Linked DNA regions of Homo sapiens: region 2 is linked to region 1. Evidence: read pairs that join two places in POLR2A ChIA-PET (ENCODE). Cell type or tissue: B cell. All regions are shown on one strand.

What was found. Peaks named below come from ENCODE experiments on the same cell type or tissue, not always from the same donor. Only the 100,000 strongest peaks of a DNase experiment are listed, where the experiment ranks them.
Region 2: POLR2A ChIA-PET joins it to region 1 with 5 read pairs; 3 of 35 experiments call an interaction of 5 or more read pairs at or near these places.

What each region holds. Positions count from the first base shown.
Region 1 is chr4:70,843,031-70,845,530 of GRCh38, reverse strand. It overlaps LOC124900710 (a long non-coding RNA gene), which reads right to left. Exons shown (of 3, transcript XR_007058131.1): 2 at 1,260-1,398. It also overlaps a transcript of GRSF1 not described here. Among named protein-coding and RNA genes, the nearest start is that of GRSF1, 4.4 kb to the right of the region's middle. In B cell, no CTCF peak of the experiment used is centred here; DNase peaks (open chromatin) are centred at 1,170 and 2,400; H3K27ac peaks cover 418 bases.
Region 2 is chr4:70,605,971-70,608,470 of GRCh38, reverse strand. It overlaps AMBN (ameloblastin), which reads right to left. Exons shown (of 13, transcript NM_016519.6): 13 at 1,183-2,286. The coding sequence ends at 1,741. Among named protein-coding and RNA genes, the nearest start is that of AMBN, 15 kb to the right of the region's middle. In B cell, no CTCF peak of the experiment used is centred here; no DNase peak of the experiment used is centred here.

The DNA of each region.
Region 1 (2,500 bases):
AAGGCAGATTGATTGTCTGAGCTCAGGAGTTCGAGAACACCCAGGACAACATGGTGAAACCCCGTATCTACTAAAAATACAAAAAAAAATTAGCCAGGCATGATGGCACCGCCTGTAGTCCCAGCTACTCAGGAGGCTGAGGCAAGAATCACTAGAATCCTGGAGGCGGAGGTTGCAGTGAGCCGAGATTGCACCACTGCACTCCAGCTTGGGCTACAGAGTGAGACTCCATCTCAAGGAAAAAAAAAAAAAAAACAGCCTAAGAGGGAAACATCATGGGGTTGGGTGGTATAATTCTTTCACAGTGTACCTCACTGCATAAACATTTTATTGAGGATGGCAAGTGCTACCTTGTTTCATGTCTAGTTTATTCTAACAGGTAGTCTCATTTTTTAGTGGCCAGCACTTTAATAGCTCTAAAGTACCTGAACTGTGCCCACTAGTTAAATGGTGGCTTTGGCTCTGAGATCCCCTTGACCAACTTACCCAGTGATTTTTTTCCTACCTAAGCATGCAAGAAAACCTAACAAAAAGGATAGAATTCAAATTCCAGCAGATTCCAAAAGCCAGAGTTCATGCCTCCTGCAGTAATAACCACTTAGAGCAACACTGTCTTAAAATGCAGCTCCTTGTTACCTGAGTCCATGAGTAAGGTAAACAACTAAAAAACAAACAAACCCCCCCCCCCCAAAAAAGAAAAAAAACTGCAGCTCTTAAACCAGACTTAATGGCACAGACCTGTAATCCTATAATCCCAGGCACTCAGAGCAAAGGCAGAAGGATCGCTTGAGCCCAGTAGTTTGAGGCAGTAATGTCCTGTGATTGTGCTTGTGAATAACCACTGCACTCCAGCCCGGAAAATAGCATCAGACCCCTGTCTCTTCTTTTTGTTTGTTTTTTCTTTTTGTTTTCTGCTTGTTTCTTTCTTTGTTTGTTTGAGACAAATGATTCCTATGCCTCAGCCTCCCGAGTAGCTGGGATTATAGGGGCGCACCACCACACTTGGCTAATTTTTGTATTTTTAGTAGACGGGGTTTTGCTATGTTGGCCAGGCTGATCTCAAGCAATCCACCTGCCTCTCAAAGTGCTGGGGTTACAGGCATGCGCCACCGCACCCAGCCAAGACAAAACTGCAGCTCTTGCCAATGACTTGTCAGCCACTGCAAACCACAAAAGGTCATGCACTGTCTCACAGCATAAACTAATCCTAAATTCAAAAGCCAAAAAAAAAAAAAGGAGTCCACCCGAGCGGAACTTACCTATAACCCTTGAGGCTCCATGAGGAAGACCGAGGACCTCAAAAGGCATCTGTGGCTCTGTGGCACCTCTCTGATATTCCTCCGGGAGTCTCAGAAGTCATCAGCAGTGTCCTTTAGGTCCCTTTGTCAGTTGCCAGAACTGTCAAAAGACAAAATTACAATGAATTTAGTTTACAAATCTTTTTTTTTTTTTTTTTTGAGACAGAGTCTCTCTCCGTCGCCCAGGCTAGCATGCAGTGGCGCGATCTCAGCTCACTGCAACCTCCACCTCCCAGGTTCAAGCGATTCTCTTGCCTCAGCCTCCCAAGTAGCTGGGATTACAGGTGTACACCACCATGCCCAGCTAATTTTTGTATTTTAGTAGAGATGGGGTTTCACCATATTGGCCAGGCTGGTCTTGAACTCCTGACCTCAAGTGATCTGCCCGCCTCGGCCTTCCAAAGTGTTGGGATTATAGGCGTGAGCCACCGCACACGCCTTTTAGAAATTTTTTTTTTTTTGTTTTTTGAGACAGAGTTTCGCTCTTGTTGCCCAGGCTGGAGTGCAATGGCACGATCTCGGCTCACTGCAACCTCTGCCTCCCGGGTTCAAGCAATTCTCCTGCCTCAGCCTCCTGAGTAGCTGGGATTACAGGCATGCGCACCATGCTCAGCTAATTTTGTATTTTTAGTAGAGAGGGGGTTCTCCATGTTGGTCAGGCTGGTCTCGAACTCCCGACTTCAGGTGATCCGCCCACCTCGGCTTCCCAAAGTGCTGGGATTACAGGCTTGAGCCACTGCGCCCGGCCTCAGCTTTTATAAATCTTAATTGGCTTTTATTTTCTATTCTAGAATCGGGCAACATCTCATTCTATAGAGTGAGTGTTTTGATGAGCTGAGCAAAGGAGGTTGGGTTTGTAGATAGAAAAGGGCCAAGGAAAGTAGAAACAGAGAATACAAAGCAGATTGGTTGTTTCAGGTATTTTCCCTATAAAGGTCAAAGCAAAGGGGCCTTCCTTATCCTGCCAGCTAACACCAGTCTGTTTGAGGATTTGGCCATTATCTGTCTCTCCTGATTACTCAGAAGGTCAAATAAACTTAGTTTCAGCTTGGTCTTGTGGAAGGTGAGTAACTGCATTTTGGTTTGGTCTTTTGGGCATAGTAGAAGAGCTCAGTCCAAACCAATGGCCTCTTATAATTTAATTTTATTTATTTATTTACTTTTGAGACAGGGTCTCACTCTGTCATGAGGATGGCAGGTGC
Region 2 (2,500 bases), 240 kb after region 1:
CGTAGCCCCATTATAGAAATGAAAACACAGGCACAGAGAGATTAAGTTTCACATCGAAAGTCACATGGATAATAAGATGTGATACCAAAGTTTGAACCCAGATCTGTTTATATGTATTGTACCATACTGCTTTTCAGGAAACTGTCTGCGATGCTAAGATAGATCTCAGTGGGTATCTGCTGGCTACTATGGAGGTCATTCTCCTACCCTCGCACCTTTGCCAGGGACACTAGGGGAGGCAAACTGAAATTTTTCTTCTGTATCTCTCTTTCAGCTGCAGTTGATGGAGTGAGGATGAGCAGAACCCTGCTTAAAGAGAGGGAGGCAATAGGTGGTGGCTACATGCTCCTGGTAAGCCTCCTGAAGTCCCCAGGTTGGGAGGCATCTCAGGGCTCTTTTTTGTGGGTTGCATCTACGGAATCTCCATCAATGGATGTAGAGAAGTTTGAGTTTCATGGAGTCGAAGACCTGGGTTGGGCCACTTAGGAGAAGGTGAAGAGAAGGGGGTAGGAGGCTACTTTGTAGGAGTGACCAGATCTGGGCTGGGAGCCCTTTAATTTAGGTGTATAGCTCTGCTCGATACAACCTAGCCCTGGTGACAAGCAAGGGTCATTTTCTGCATCCCCCTTTCCCACATTATATTTCACAGGAATGAGCTAATTTTCACATGACACCCACATGGCTCTTTTTCTGTTTCTTCCTCTTGGAGAGTGAGGGCTCTCGCTCTTGAAACCGTTTCTAGAAACTGTTCTGAGAAAACTTGTCTGATTCCTCCTAGACTCTCCGATGACCCTCAGGCTGGGTTAGGCACTTCTTCTCTGTGGCTCCAGGGGCACCCTGTGCTTGGCCTTTTCATAGCACTTTTCACATGTGCTGTGGGGTTGAGTGTATCTATTTCACAGTATTGTTGTGGGATAATATATGTAAAGTAATTGAGCTTGGTCTAGGGTTTTGTTATGGTGATTGTCTACTTGTCAGTCATGTCCATTGTAAGCTTTGAAGGAAGGGACTGTATCTTTGATACCTTGCACTGCACCCAGGACATGAATATTCAGTAAAATTCTGATGAAAGAATGAATGAATTGAATACAATGAATTAAAGAGAAGCAAAGGTAGAGGATGAGTATGCTTTTCTTGAACCATTTAAATCTATATAAATAATAAGCATACAATTCCTGATAATTTCAGTGAGAAAAATTCTTTATTTAAAATAGGCTAGATTTTTTATACTAGATTAAATAAAATACTCTATAAATGAGAATTTTAAATTAAATTATACCAAACCCAGTAATACCAGTCAGGAGTTTTCCACCAATCCCCATTTAATAAAGTTTAAATGAATTAGCTTAGAATTATGAGGATATTTGCCTTTGCTTAGAGAAAAAAGCAGTGCCATGTTTCCTGAATATAATAGTGTCATGCTGGTAAGAGAAATTCTATAATGCTTAAGACAGCTAAGAAAAAGTGATGATCAAATGCTGAGACCCTTAGAACCTTGCTCTGATGTTATTAATAGTGTTTCTAAATCACAGAGACAATTGACACATTTTATTTCAACAAGATATTGAAAGCAAGAAGGGGACCTACACTATTTCTAGCCACTTGCATTTATTAATATATGCTTAGCGCTTTTAATGCCTTTGCTGCAGAAGGGTAATAAGTGTTTTAGCAAAAAGGTACACTGTGGGGACAAAGCTGGGAAGCTTGTGCATACAGAAAGTAGCTAATATCTTAGAGCTGTCAGGGCTCTTGGAAATGCCATGCGTCATGCATCATCTCGGGCTCCTGGGCTTTGTTTCCTGGCATGGATGTTTGCAGAGAGTTTGGGGCCATCGTGGTATCCATGGTTGCTTCTTCCTGGAAATCCACGGATGTGGTCATGTCAGCATCGTAGGTCCTATAAACATCAGCTAATTCAGGGGTCATCAGTGGGTCAGCAGCTGCTGGGGTGACGCTGGGGAGTCCCTTCATCTTCCCTGAAGGGCTCCTTGGCAGGCCGGGAATGTCATCCTTAGGGAGAGCAAGGAGCCCTGCGTGGGGAGCAGGTTCTAGCTCTGTAAGGAAAGCTGGGTTTTCTAGATTGTCTGGGTTGGCCTCCGGCATAGGGGAGCCTTGTGCACCTCCTTCTTCGTTCTCAGGGCCTTTGGTGGCAGCCACTGGGGAGTCAAATTCCAGAGTGAAGTCACCGCCCATAGCTGGGTTGTGGGGCATTCCCTCAAAGCCGGGCCTCATGCCTCCAAATCCTGGAAACATGGCTCCATAGGCCATTGGGTCTTCTCTCCCGCCCTGGAAAAAAAAACATTCGTCAAAGATGCCATCATCACATGCTATTAACTATACCATGCAGCTATACCTGGTCACATTCACCAAGGATCTCTAAAAAACTGGTGGAGAATAGGAAGTTGGCTGATTGATAGCTTTGTGTAAGCTCATTTCTCACTAAACTGGCTTTGAAACATAATGAAGAGGATTCTGCACTTATCTGGGTGGATCTCGGCAT